3 separate regions of the Homo sapiens genome follow, and all the other regions are linked to region 1. A link is a contact called in ENCODE Hi-C or POLR2A ChIA-PET data. All regions are on one chromosome and are shown on one strand. Each heading gives the region's core, a stretch centred on a gene start or an enhancer-like site at or near the end of the contact. The rest is flanking DNA. Distances are from core to core; before and after follow the strand shown.

Region 1 (4,226 bases), core at 956-3,455:
TTCTATTCTTTTTTAATTGCTTTACTTTGAATACAGGAAGGTCTTCTTTATGTATAGTCTTAAAAATACATATTAAGCATGCTGAGCTTGCCTTCAGAAAAAAATACGAATTAATCAGAAAGTTGTTACTAGATTCATTTACTTCCACGAGAACCTGTTGCTGGAGGAGCAGAGCAACTGCCTTTAAGAATTGGTTCAGAGGCGGCCGGGCGCGGTGGCTCACGCCTGTAATCCCAGCACTTTGGGAGGCCGAGGCGGGTGGATCACAAGGTCAGGAGATCGAGACCATCCTGGCTAACACGGTGAAACCCCGTCTCTACTAAAAATACAAAAAATTAGCCGGGCCTGGTGGCAGGGCATTAGTCCCAGCTACTCGGGAGGCTGAGGCAGGAGAATGGCGTGAACCCGAGAGGCGGAGCTTGCAGTGAGCCAAGATCGCACCACTGCACTCCAGTCTGGGCGACAGAGCGAGACTTTGTCTCAAAAAAAAAAAAAAAAAAAAAAAAAAAGGAATAGAATTGGTGCAGAGGCCGGGCGCGGCGGCTCATGCCTGTAATCCCAGCACTTTGGGAGGCCAAGGCGGGTGGATCACCTGAGGTCAGGAGTTCGAGACCGGCCTGGCCAACATGGTGAAACCCCGTCTCTACCAAAAATACAAAAAGTAGCTGGGTGTGGTGGCAGGCACCTGTAATCCCAGCTACTCGGGAGGCTGAGGCAGGAGAATTGCTTGAACCTGCTAGGCGGAGGTTGCGGTAGGCCGAGATCGTGCCACTGCACTCCAGCCTGGACCACAGAGTGAGACTCTGTCTCAAAAAAAAAAGAAAAAGAATTTCTTCAGTCATATCTTCATTCAGCACAAATACTTGATGCCTACCAAGTGCTAGACTTCGAGAATACAAAGATCAGTAAGCCACTGTCCTAAATAACTCTGCCTAGATGAGGCACAAATTAATACAGGCGTGTTAAGTGCAATAATGAAGGCAGGAAAAGGGATTACAGGTTTCAAACTGGGAACCAATTATCTTAGGGCAGTTCAGGATGGCTTCAGGATGATGAGATTTATAAACGGGTTCTTTAAAGATACGTTGGGGAAGGCCGGGCTCGGTGGCTCACGCCTGTAATCCCAGCACTTTGGGAGGCCAAGGCGGGCGGATCACGAGGTCAGGAGATCGAGACCATCCTGGCTAACACGGTGAAACCCCGTCTCTACTAAAAATACAAAAAAAAAAAAATTAGCCAGGCGAAGTGGCGGGCACCTGAAGTCCCAGCTTACTCGGGAGGCTGAGGCAGGAGAATGGCGTGAACCCAGGAGGCGGAGCTTGCAGTGAGCCGAGATCCTGCCGCTGCACTCCAGCCTGGGCGACAGAGAGAGACTCCGTCTCAAAAAAAAAAAAAAAAAGCCTGGGGAAAAGGCTAGGGCACGTCAGAGGAAACAGCTGGGCCAAAAGTTTTGGGATGGAGGAACGCATTTAAGTGTGAAGCTAGATCCAGAGGTTGGGGCCATCTCCTGATGGGGCATTATCTAGGCAATCTCGAATACGGATCTTTATGATAGTTTCTGCTCTGCCACCTTTCAAGTTGTAGGTGGCCCCAATAAGGAGAGGAATCGTCCCAGAATAATCCATAAAAGGTCTGGTTACTCTGACAGACGTGCCGTAACCGAACCTCAAACCCCGTCTCCAATTCGGATGTTCAGGAGGACTCACAAAAGGAAATGGCTCGGCTGGGCGCGGTGGCTCAACCCGGTAATCCCAGCATTTAGGGAGGCCGAGGCGGGCGGATCTCCTGAGGTCAGGAGTTCGATACCAGCCTAGCCAACATGGTGAAACCCCGTCTCTACTAAAAATACAAAAATGAGCCGGGCGTGGTGGCGGGCGCCTGTAATCTCAGCTACTTGGGAGGCTGCGGAGCGAGAGTCGCTTGAACCCGGGAGGCGAAGGTTGCAGTGAGCCGAAATCGCGCCATTGCACTCCAGCCTGGGCAACAAGAGCGAAACTCCGTCTTAAAAAAAAAAAGGGATGGTGGGGGAAAACGGCTCGAGTGCCGAAACTGGGACAAGAGAGATGGGGCTTGCCGGCATTCAGGAGCCTTTCTGTCATTCCAAGAGGGGGGAAGTGAGGAAGGAAGACCGTCTCAGAATGTCCTTCCGGGGCGCCTAGAGGGCCCCAGTAAAGAATAAAGCTGGTTGGCACCGGATGTGTTTTCTTCCAGGCTAAGTCCATCTTCCGGCTTGGGCAGACGCTGCCGCGGAATCCTTGACTCTAGTTTTCTGAGTCGGTGAGTGAGTGCAAAGTAGATTCCTCAGGTGGAGGGTGCCTGAGGAAGAGGAGGAGGAGGAGGAGGACAGCTGGGCTCGGCCCCGGAGTGGCTAATCTTGTGCTGCAACCACTGGGCCGACAGGGCCTTGGCCCTTCGCAGGGTTGCCTCCAGAATACCTGTGTGCTGAACCTGGCATCCGGTTTCAGTTCAGCAGATGTTCCCTGAGCTCCTCCTGCTCTGTGTGGGCCCCTGAGCTCGGTGCAGGAACACAGATGCATCAGGCACCATCTCGCGGTGCTCAGAGAGCAGCTGACTCTCTCTGGTTGAAACGGGAGGTGGAGTCATATTAGTTTTACTTGATTTGGGCTTAAAGGAGCCTAATCACTAGCTGAAAAAAGGAACTGGAAACGCGAATGTAAGAAATGTGTATTCGTGTCTTTTTGTCTGGGTAATGATGGAAAAATTTAGTATTGAACGAGGTTCGAGTATGAAAAAGAGAATAGAAGGTGATAAAGCCATAAAGATGGGTTAGAGCCAAATCGTGATGGGTCTCGTATTCTTTCCTAAGAAATCTGGACTGTCCCGGAGGTAGAGAAGAACGATAGAAGATTTAAAGCAGAAAAGGGAAATTAAAAATAAAATAAAATAAGGGTTGTTAATCCTGGTGGCACTCAGGCGGGTAATCTGGCATACAGAAGAGTGTGGTATAAAGAAGACCTGTTGGAAGACATTGCAGTTGTCCAGGTGAACCGGAAGGAGGACCTGTTGTAGTGGTGGGGAGTAGGAAGTTTGGAGATTACGTTAAAGTTGCTAATTGGATATATTATGTTAAATCAACTTTTTGGTGGTCACAGTGCTTATATTGGATATTCAAAATTGATAGATTGTTCTTGACCACAAGGCACACAACATTTAGCAAAAGAAACAAGCTAGAAACTGTTCACTACAATTCATTGTAATGAATGTTGTAACAAAGTTATGAAAAATGTGCTATGAGATCATAGAGAAGTGCATTATAAAGTTCTCGTTTTGAGATGGTGGCATAAAGGTTCATAACACCTACATTAGACTTTGAGTCTTCTTCTTCCTAATTCAGGTTTGGGGTTTTTCGTTTGTTTTCACCATTACAGCATGGGAAAGCATTCCCTATCCTTATTACATCAATGTTTGTGTTTTATTTTGCTTAGATTGTGATCATGGCTGCTGAGTCTGATGTTCTGCATTTCCAGTTTGAACAGCAAGGAGATGTGGTCTTGCAGAAAATGAATCTTTTGAGACAGCAGAATTTATTTTGTGATGTATCAATTTACATTAATGACACTGAGTTCCAGGGGCACAAGGTGATTTTGGCTGCTTGCTCCACTTTTATGAGAGATCAGTTTTTACTCACACAGTCAAAACATGTCAGAATCACCATCTTACAGAGTGCAGAAGTTGGCAGAAAATTGTTACTGTCTTGCTATACTGGAGCACTTGAAGTTAAAAGGAAAGAGCTTTTGAAATACTTGACTGCTGCCAGTTACCTTCAGATGGTTCACATTGTGGAAAAGTGCACAGAAGCTTTGTCAAAGTATCTGGAAATTGATCTTTCTATGAAAAACAACAACCAACACACTGACCTGTGTCAGTCTTCTGATCCTGATGTTAAGAATGAAGATGAAAATTCTGATAAAGACTGTGAGATAATTGAAATTTCAGAAGATAGTCCTGTAAACATAGATTTCCATGTTAAAGAAGAGGAAAGCAATGCTTTGCAGTCTACAGTAGAGAGTCTGACATCAGAGAGAAAGGAAATGAAGTCACCAGAGCTGTCTACAGTAGACATAGGTTTTAAAGACAATGAAATTTGTATCCTTCATGTAGAATCCATCAGTACAGCTGGTGTCGAAAATGGGCAGTTTTCACAGCCTTGTACCTCTTCAAAAGCAAGCATGTATTTCTCTGAAACACAGCATTCATTGATCAAT
Region 2 (4,226 bases), core at 1,054-3,553, 1.9 Mb before region 1:
AGCCGAGATTGTGCCCCTGCACTCCAGCTTGGGCAATAGAGCAAGACTCCATTTTGGAAAAAAACAAAAATACAAAGATTAGCCGGGCATGGTGGCACGCACCTATGTAATCCCAGCTATTCAGGAGGCTGAGGCACAAGGATCGCTTGAACCTGGGAGGTGGAGGTTACAGTGAGCTGAAATTGTGCCACTGCACTCCAGCCTGGGTGACACAGCAAGACTCCATTTCAAAAAAAAAAAAAAAAAGTCTAAGCCATGCCGGGATTGCCCTCTCTCTACTCTCTTTTTTCCCCATATCCCTCCACCTCCTGAAAGCCTTCCTCACCTTGGTGTGGGTCAAGGTTCATTAATTCATCCAACAAGCATCCATGTACTGGGCCTGGAGACTAGAACAATTAATTCAGTTGTCCGCCAAGGTTCTGTCCCCAGAGAACTTCTAGGTTGGCTGTGGAAATAGACACATAAATGCATCATTTTATTTCAGCCTGTTTGGGGCTAAGGAAAGGATTGCACAGAGGTTGCTACTCATAGGAGATGGGAGAAGTCTCCTTGTGGGTGGTTACAGCTGGTAGTAACAAGAGGACAATCTGGCTTCAACCATAACTCTAAGAGGTGGCATGTCTTTATTAAGGGCAAGGGAGTGGCACTGGAGTGCTGATTAATGCCTACTGGTTGGCAGACATTAATCAGAAAGCCTAAACATGCCCTGCCTTGTGAATTCCCGTTTCACTTTCCGGGCTCTACTGAAGTGTTCCTTCCTCTGGGAACATGAACACCAATGATATTTTGAGCCATTGTTATGCGTCAGATTTCGGGTTAACAGCTTTACAGATATCTCCTCTAATTCTCATAAATGCCTCATTTCACATGTGAGCAAACTGAGACTCAAGAAAGGGGAAGAGATTTCCCAAGAGTCTCAACTACTACCTTGGCAGCAGAGCAAGAATTTGAAACCTGGTCAGGTTCACTTTAAAAAAGGCTGTACTAGCCGGGCGCAGTGGCTCACACCTGTAATCCCAGTATTTTGGGAGGCTGAGGCGGGTGGATCACTTGAGGTCAGGGGTTTGAGACCAGCCTGGCTAAACCTTGTCTCTACTAAAAATACAAAAATTTAGCTGGGTGTAGTGGCACACACCTGTAGTCCCAGTTACTGGGGAGGCCAAGGCAGGAGAATCTCTTGAACCCGGGAGGTGGAGGTTGCAGTGAGCCGAGATCGCGCCACTGCACTCCAGCCTAGGCGACAGAGCCAGACTCCATCTCAAAAAATATATAAAAAATAAAATAAAAATAAAAAAGGCTGTATGGCCAGGCGAGGTGGCTAACCCCTGTAATCCTAGGCACTCTGGGAGGCCGAGGAGGGCGGATTGCTTGAGCCCAGGAGACCACCCTGGGCAACAGCTCTACAAAAAATAAACAAATTAGCCAGGCCTGGTGGCTTGTGCCTGTAGTTTCAGCTACTCGGGAGACTGAGGTGGGAGGGCTGCTTGAACCCGGGAAGCGGAGGTTTTGGTGGGCGGAGAGCGCGCCATGCCTTCCAGCCAGGGTGACAGAGCGAGACCCTGTCTGAAAAAAAAAATTAAAAAATAAAAAAAATAAATAAAGGCTGGGGCCAGGCGTGGTGGCTCACGCCTGTAATCCCAGCACTTTGGGAGGCCGAGGCGAGGGGATCACCTGAGCTGAGGAGTTCAAGATCAGCCTGGGCAACATGGCGAAACCCCGTCTCTACTAAAAATACAAAAAATTAGCCAGGCGTGGTGGTGCATGCCTGTAATCCCAGCTACTCAGCTACTCGGGAGGCTGGGGCAGGAGAATCGCTGAACCCGGGAGGCGGAGGTTGCAGTAAGCCGAGATCGCGACACTGCACTCCAGCCTGGCACCCTGGGCGACAGAATGAAGCTCTGTCTCAAAAAAAAAAAAAAAAAAAAAGGTGTAAATGCTCTTTGCAGTTCCATATACTGCCTCCCCAGAACCTTTATGGAGTTGGATTATAACTGCCTGAGCCCGCCCCTCCCGTCCATCTCGCGCTTTAAATTCCTCCGCGACGTGAGCCTCGGTTAATCGTCTTTGAAAACTCTGGCCCCTCCTCCCGTCAGCACCCCCAGACTACTGGCGCCCAGCTCAGAGTTGCCCAGATTGGGAGATCTGCAAGGTTTCCCGAAGGAATGAATGAACGAATGACTGAATGGACGAATTTGAGTCCTCCGTGTGCCATCTCTGGTAGCTGCCGCCCACGTTGGGCCTCGGTTTCCCCAACTGCGCGCCTACACCGTGACGCCGACCTCGCTATCAGGGGTGCCGTGAATGAGGCGAGCACTACAAGGCGGGGCTCCGGCCCTACCAGGCGGGGCGGGCAGTACCACGGCGTTCCTCGGGGGCGGGGGAGATGAGGCGGAGCCGGGGCTCCCCCGCTGCGGCGCCATTGGCCGCGCCCGCCGCCACCCGGCAGTAGTTGCGGAGGTCAGCCCCGCCTACTTCCTCTTTCCCTCGGAGCGGGCGGCGGCGTTGGCGGCTTGTGCAGCAATGGTGAGAGCTGCGGAATCGGGCGCCATCCGAGCGCTGTGAGGCGCGGGGGTTGGGGAAGGCGGTGCGGGCTGAGCCCGCGGATTCTATCTGCCACCTAGGCCTGTGGGGCGCCGCGCAGAATGGTCTGGCGCCACCACAACCCGCCTCTTCGCTTGGCGCCGGGAGAGGCGCGCGGCCCGGGCCTGGGTTACTCTGCCCAAGGCACGGCCGGCGAGGGAGACTGTCCTGAGCCCTGGTTGGGGCTCCGGCGCACTCGTAGTCGATGGCGAGTCGCGCGCCTTTGGGGGCTGGCCACGCAGGTGAAGGGGATATGGCCCCGCGGCCTGGCTGAGGCACACTCTCTCTTGCGCGCAGGCCAAGATCAAGGCTCGAGATCTTCGCGGGAAGAAGAAGGAGGAGCTGCTGAAACAGCTGGACGACCTGAAGGTGGAGCTGTCCCAGCTGCGCGTCGCCAAAGTGACAGGCGGTGCGGCCTCCAAGCTCTCTAAGATGTAAGTGAGGCGGCCGGATCACAGCCCTCGTGGGTGGGGAGCACGTGTGCATCGGGATCGTCGGAGGATTTCAAAGTTGGCTTAAGGAGCTGGCCGCTTAGATGCCCACTCCGTGCATCCTGGCGCGCATGGGAGACCCGTTGTGTGCTTAGCCTCTTACCTGCCTTGACCTTGCGGTCCTTGTGCCTGGAATGCATCCCCGGAGACCCATCTTAATGCTGCCTTCAAAGCCTACCCGGACCCCTTCCTTCCGCTTCCCACCAACACTTGAGTTTTTAACCCCCTTGGCAGGTGGGTGGCTTGCACCCTGGAGTGGCAGCGTAAGTTATTTTACATGGCTAAGAGTGCGGGAGACTTGTGAAAGGAACATGGGTTTGGAGTTCATCAACCTGGGTACAAAGTCCACTTCTCAAAAAAAAATTAGATGGGTGTGGTGGTACAGGCCTGTAGTCCCAGCTACTCTGGAGGCTGAGGCAGGAGGATCACTTGAGCCCAGGAGTTGGGAGGCTATGATGGGGCCACTGCTCTTCAGTCTGGTTGACAGGTGAGACCCTGTCTCCAAAAAAAAAAAATGGTGGTTGCCCTCTTTGCCCCCAAACAACCTTAGTAGAGGCAGGGGTGGGAGGATTGGACAAGCACAGTTGCACACTGAATCCTCAAAAACCATGTTGACCAGCTGTCTACTAGGTGACTCCCTCATCCTGACATGACTACAAATAACTTCTCCCTGGCTCGTTGTTTGCTTCAGTCTCCTGGCTTGTAGTGACTCCACTTTGCAAATGTCTTGTTTCTCTCTCCTGCAGTTCCCTAAGCTAGCCTGATTGCCTGGTTTGTGGCATGATTCCTTCCCATCAGCTCATTGAAATTGGCATTGGTTGGGTCTTAGCCCTCAGGATAAATTCGTGTTCTGGGATTGAAGGTCTTTTTCTGATCTGCCTCATTTATCCAGCCTGCACTTCCTCATAAAGCCTCTGCTGTCTCTCCCATGCCCCTCTCTTCCCTCCTCAGACCTCACTCCCAGAACGCCTTCCTCCTGAGTGAATATGGATGGGTTGATGGGGGAGGCTGCAGCTATTGCTGCCCTATGTGTGAGTCCTGAGTCTTGGGTAGTGCTATGTGTCTTCCCTATCTTCACTGACATCTCTGTTTTGTAGCCGAGTCGTCCGGAAATCCATTGCCCGTGTTCTCACAGTTATTAACCAGACTCAGAAA
Region 3 (4,226 bases), core at 511-3,010, 1.4 Mb before region 1:
ACCTGTGCAGTGAGCTCTCAGGAAAAGGCAGGAGGGGGCGCCAACAGTGGGCCAGGGAAGGAGGAGACAGACAAGGGGAGAGGATGCCACATCTCTGGCCTGCCCTATGGTGAGATGGGCCCGGCTGTGTCTCCATTTGCCTGATGAGGAAACTGAGGCCCAGAGGGGCCAGCCATGCCCACATCACCCAGCTCCATGCCACCGCCCCTAGTGAAGCCAGAACAAGCAGTTCAACTTTCTAGCATGAAGTGGGTCTTTGGTGAGGGTCACACTGAGCCGGGCACCGTACCGAGGCGTCTTTAGGAGCCAGCACCCTGGCGGAAGGCATCAAGACCAAACCGAGAACTACAGGACTGGCCCTTCTGACAGCTGCTTCCCCACCTGGAAACACCAGGAACTGCTGGCCGGACCAGCTGCGTCTCAGCCTGAGATGCCTGCGGAGCAGGGGCACGTCTCCTGGGCAGGTCTAAGCTGGGTCCATCAACTTCTCCTCTGTCCTTCTCCCAGAGTGCCTGAGGGGAACCTGGTTATGTGGTGATCCCTACTCTGGGACCCTGAATCATGACTTAATGAATAATAGAAACTCACTGGAAAAGCAGGGAAAAAAGTAAAGTGAAAATGTCTCTTCTAGGCCAGGCGCAGTGGCTCACGCCTGTAATCCCAGCACTGTGGGAGGCCGAGGCGGGCGATCACTTAAGGTCAGGAGTTTGAGACCAGCCTGGCCAAAAAATTTTTGTAAAAACACAAAAATTAGCCGGGTGTGGTGGTGGGTGCCTGTAAATCCCAGCCATTTGGGAGGCCGAGGCAGGAGAATTGCTTGAACCTGGGAGGCGGAGGTTGCAGTTGGCCTAGATCGTGCTACTGCACTCCAGCCTGGGTGACGGTGAGACTCCATCTCAAAAAAAAGAAAATGTCTCTTCCAGATTTGGCTGAGGGAACTCTACAGAACACCCTCCTGCGGGAGTGAGTGATGGGAGTCCAGGCCTCACAGCACACAGCAAGGTGAGGGCTGGGCCAACCTTGACTTTGAAGCCTCGAGGCCTAATTACCTCTCATGGTGGGTCCTGCCAGAGGACCCGATCTGGAGGGCTGCTGGAGGAGGAAGATGATGATTTTATCCACCATGTGCCAATGTCTGTCGGGTAAATACACCTGTACACAGAGCACCCACCTAAGAAGAGCAGGCATCCTGAGTGTCTACTGCATGCTGGGCTCTGTGCAGACACCGCCCACGCGCCCACTCTTTGGGTCCTCAGAACAACCCTGTGAGTGGGCCTCACTGCTGTCCCCATTTCAGGAATCTGAGGCTTGGAGGGGTAGCAGTGACCTGTTCTGATCAGGCAGCAAAGAACAGCAGAGCTGGGGTGTGACCCCAGGACTGGGGACTGTGGTGCCCAAGCTCTTGCTCCGTATCGGGTGGGCTCTCAGCTCAGATCCCTCCTCGGCTTTTCACTCAAGACCCCCTGACCGGCCAGGCCTGCCACTTCCTGCTCCAGCCTCCATTCTTTCAGTCACCTGAGCCCTGCCCCAGGCCCCGCCCCAGGACCCGCCACCGGCCTCTTCAAAAGGGGGCCCCTGTCTAGTCCCCTCCACGTCCTCTGCACTGAGGCTCTGACCCCAGAGCAACTGCTTGGAGCATGTTTGTGGAATGACACATGGAATGTGCCTGACACGACCTGGCGCACAGTGGGACTCTGTGACTCAGACGCCGTCACCTCTAGGAATGCAGCCAAAATCACATACCCTCATAAACAGCCAGGGCGGCTTTCTGAGCACTTAGAAGAATCGCACGTACTCATAAAAATAACCATGAGGTGTTGTACGTTAGACGCCTACTATGTGCTAGTTTCCAGCTGCTTAGACAGCTCTATGTCTCCAAACTCCTAATAGCTTCATGAAGCAAGGGTTATGAATCCCATCTCGCAAATCAGGAAACAGGCTAGAACTCCCTGTCAGATCTAGAGCCAGCTGCACTGCTGGTGATGGGGGTGGGCTCCCTCCCCTCTTGGGCCTCAGTTTCCCCCAGGCACAGTGAAGGGTTTGGAGGAAGTGGTCCCTGAGGGTCTTTGCCCTGGAAGACCAGGCTTCTTACTGTGACTAGTGGGAGTCTGGCCGGGGTTCCCAACACTGCCCGTCCTGGGAGGCTACACCGTGCAGCTCCACAGTGGGGCCGAAGCTCCTGGTGGATGTGGGTGGAGGTGGCTGGGGCTCCAGCTGCTCACACGCATATGGATGACCCAGATTTGCATTTCTTGTCACAGTCCATCCGACCCAATTAGAGGCCAGCTCCTCTGGTGGGGCAGCTTCCTAGATGGAGCACGTGTGCTGGGGACATGGTCCAGCAGGCTCTGGGGCACCACTGCACTCCCAGGGCTGCCACAGGACGCTGTCCCCAGGGTGGCCTCTGCTCAGGTGTGGGGCACCTTGAGACACCAGGCTCCTGGGGGCAGCTGCCTGGGCCAGCAGAGTCCTGGCCCTGGTGCACCTGGGGGCTCTCAGCAGAAGGGAAAGGGTGAACTGTGTCCTTGGCCTGGAAGGCCTGGCTGCTCCGTCGCCACCTCCAAGACCTCCCCCGCTCCTGGGTCAGCTCCCCGCAAGTTCCACTTTTGCCCCTGCAGCCAAGTGACCCTGGGCTGGTCGTCCACACACAGGCACAGTAACACTGGCTCCAGGATTTCTCTGAGGACTCTGGGAGATGATGTTGGTGATTAGTGTCTGGTGTGGCTCTAAACTGCAAGACGGGCGTGGGGCTGGCCCCAGAACAGTGCGCCCAGGGTGGCCCCAAATGTGATCACTGCTGACTAATGACCGACCACCCCGATGGCCTTTCAGAAAACTGGTTTTTTTTTTTTTTTTTTTGAGATAGAGTTTTGCTCTTGTCACCCAGGCTGGAGCGCTGTGGCGCGATCTCGGCTCATTGCAATCTCCGCCTCCCGGGTTCAAGCGATTCTCCTGCCTCAGCCTCCCAAGTAGCTGGGGAGTAGCAGGTGCCCGCCACCACACTGGGCTAAATTTTTTGTATTTTTAGTAGAGATGGGGTTTCACCATGTTGGCCAGGCTGGTCTTGAACACCTGACCTCAGGTGATCCACCTGCCTCGGCCTCCCAAAGTGCTGGGATTACAGGTGTGAGCTACCTCACCCAGCCCAGAAAACTGGTTTCTGTTGCTCACTGTCCCTGCTTTGTGTGAAACCCTGTTGTGGCTCCTGGGGAAAATAACACCCCCAACCCCACCCCAGGGCACAAGTTGGCAGAGGGGTAACCACTGCTCTGGCTCTGATGTTGAGACTCCAATGCTGGGGCCTGGAGGCTGGGGCTCAAACCTCAATTCTGCCACTTCCCAGCTGTGGGCCTTGGGCAAGGCTTCTGGGCCTCAGTTTCCTCTTTGGAAACTGAGGAGATCATAACAGTACCCCCTTCAGGGGGCTGCTGGGGGTTAAATGGATAAGCAAATGCAAGCCCTTGGAAGAGGGCCTGGCACTAGGTGCTGGGACATGTCATTCTCCAGTCGTGGTGACGGTGATTGTGCTGCTATCTGTCGAATGGGCCTAGTGGTGGACCTGCTTCCCCGGGGACTGGGACGGCCTGAGCAGTGGACAAGCCCAGGGGGTTCTTGGCTGTTGATATCATCACCCTGCCGTTCCCACCCCTCGGCGGCTGGCGGTAACCTTGGGGGCTGCAGTGAGGCGGTGGGGCTGACGACGTGCACCTGTGGGCAGGTAAGAGACACAACCTTGCGACTTTGTCACCCAGGACCATTTGTCAAGGGACCATGCTAGGCAAGAGCTGCCCTCAGCCTCCCTTCCAGGGCTGCGCTGTGGGGCAACACCATAGGAGGCCACCTCTGACTCCTCAGGCTCCTCTGCCAGGGCACGGAGGCCCTCAGCTCTCCCCAAAGGCAGAGGAGACTGATCGAGGGGCCGGGGGACAGGGAGGCTGACCCTGCGGTGTCACCACTCGCTGTGCTGCCTGTCACCGTGGGCACGAGGGAGAAGGCCTGGGCTGCCTGGGGCAGGCACATGGGATTTGAGAGGAGGAGGGTGGAGGAACCGCTGGAACAAGGGCCCTGGGGAGCAGCAGGAAACTGGTGAGCAGGAGCCAATGAGATGGCCAAGGTCCCCGAGCCACCGCCATCCCAATCCCACCTCCCAAGAAATGTCGCTGGCATTCTCAGGAAGAGGCAGGGCATGACTGGGAGACTGGGGGGCAGGGAGGATGTCTCAGACC

What was found. Hi-C counts contacts between places; a loop is a spot of excess contacts on that map. ChIA-PET counts read pairs that join two places held with the same protein, here RNA polymerase II (POLR2A). Pooled maps may share reads with other maps.
Region 2: a pooled map shows a loop between it and region 1 (7-fold over the local background). The contact joins the promoter of ARPC5L here to the promoter of ZBTB6 in region 1. A Hi-C loop is called at or near these places in 1 of 168 maps with a recorded cell type or tissue (naive thymus-derived CD4-positive, alpha-beta T cell), 4 of 37 single-sample maps with no recorded cell type and 9 of 50 pooled maps.
Region 3: a map of transverse colon shows a loop between it and region 1 (18-fold over the local background). The contact joins the enhancer-like site here to the promoter of ZBTB6 in region 1. A Hi-C loop is called at or near these places in 1 of 168 maps with a recorded cell type or tissue (transverse colon). POLR2A ChIA-PET finds 5 or more read pairs at or near these places in 1 of 52 experiments (MCF 10A).

The regions. Positions count from the first base shown.
Region 1 is chr9:122,911,302-122,915,527 of GRCh38, reverse strand. ZBTB6 (zinc finger and BTB domain containing 6) reads left to right here and starts at 2,205. Exons shown (of 2, transcript NM_006626.6): 1 at 2,205-2,277; 2 at 3,447-4,226. The coding sequence starts at 3,456. RefSeq lists enhancers at 1-672, 2,141-2,370, 2,381-2,490.
Region 2 is chr9:124,860,207-124,864,432 of GRCh38, reverse strand. It overlaps ARPC5L (actin related protein 2/3 complex subunit 5 like), which reads right to left and starts at 2,303. Exons shown (of 6, transcript NM_030978.3): 1 at 2,035-2,303; 2 at 326-445. RPL35 (ribosomal protein L35) reads left to right here and starts at 2,476. Exons shown (of 4, transcript NM_007209.4): 1 at 2,476-2,523; 2 at 2,878-3,014; 3 at 4,169-4,226. The coding sequence starts at 2,521. RefSeq lists enhancers at 2,057-2,276, 2,717-2,826, 2,867-2,916, 2,352-2,975, 3,964-4,226 and a silencer at 2,297-2,566.
Region 3 is chr9:124,307,290-124,311,515 of GRCh38, reverse strand. All of the region lies in intron 2 of NEK6 (NIMA related kinase 6), which reads right to left. Among named protein-coding and RNA genes, the nearest start is that of NEK6, 51 kb to the right of the region's middle. RefSeq lists enhancers at 493-1,340, 907-2,106, 2,189-3,036. Within about 2 kb of position 1,760, at least 3 of the 41 ENCODE cell types and tissues checked have a DNase peak (open chromatin) inside an H3K27ac peak, as active enhancers do.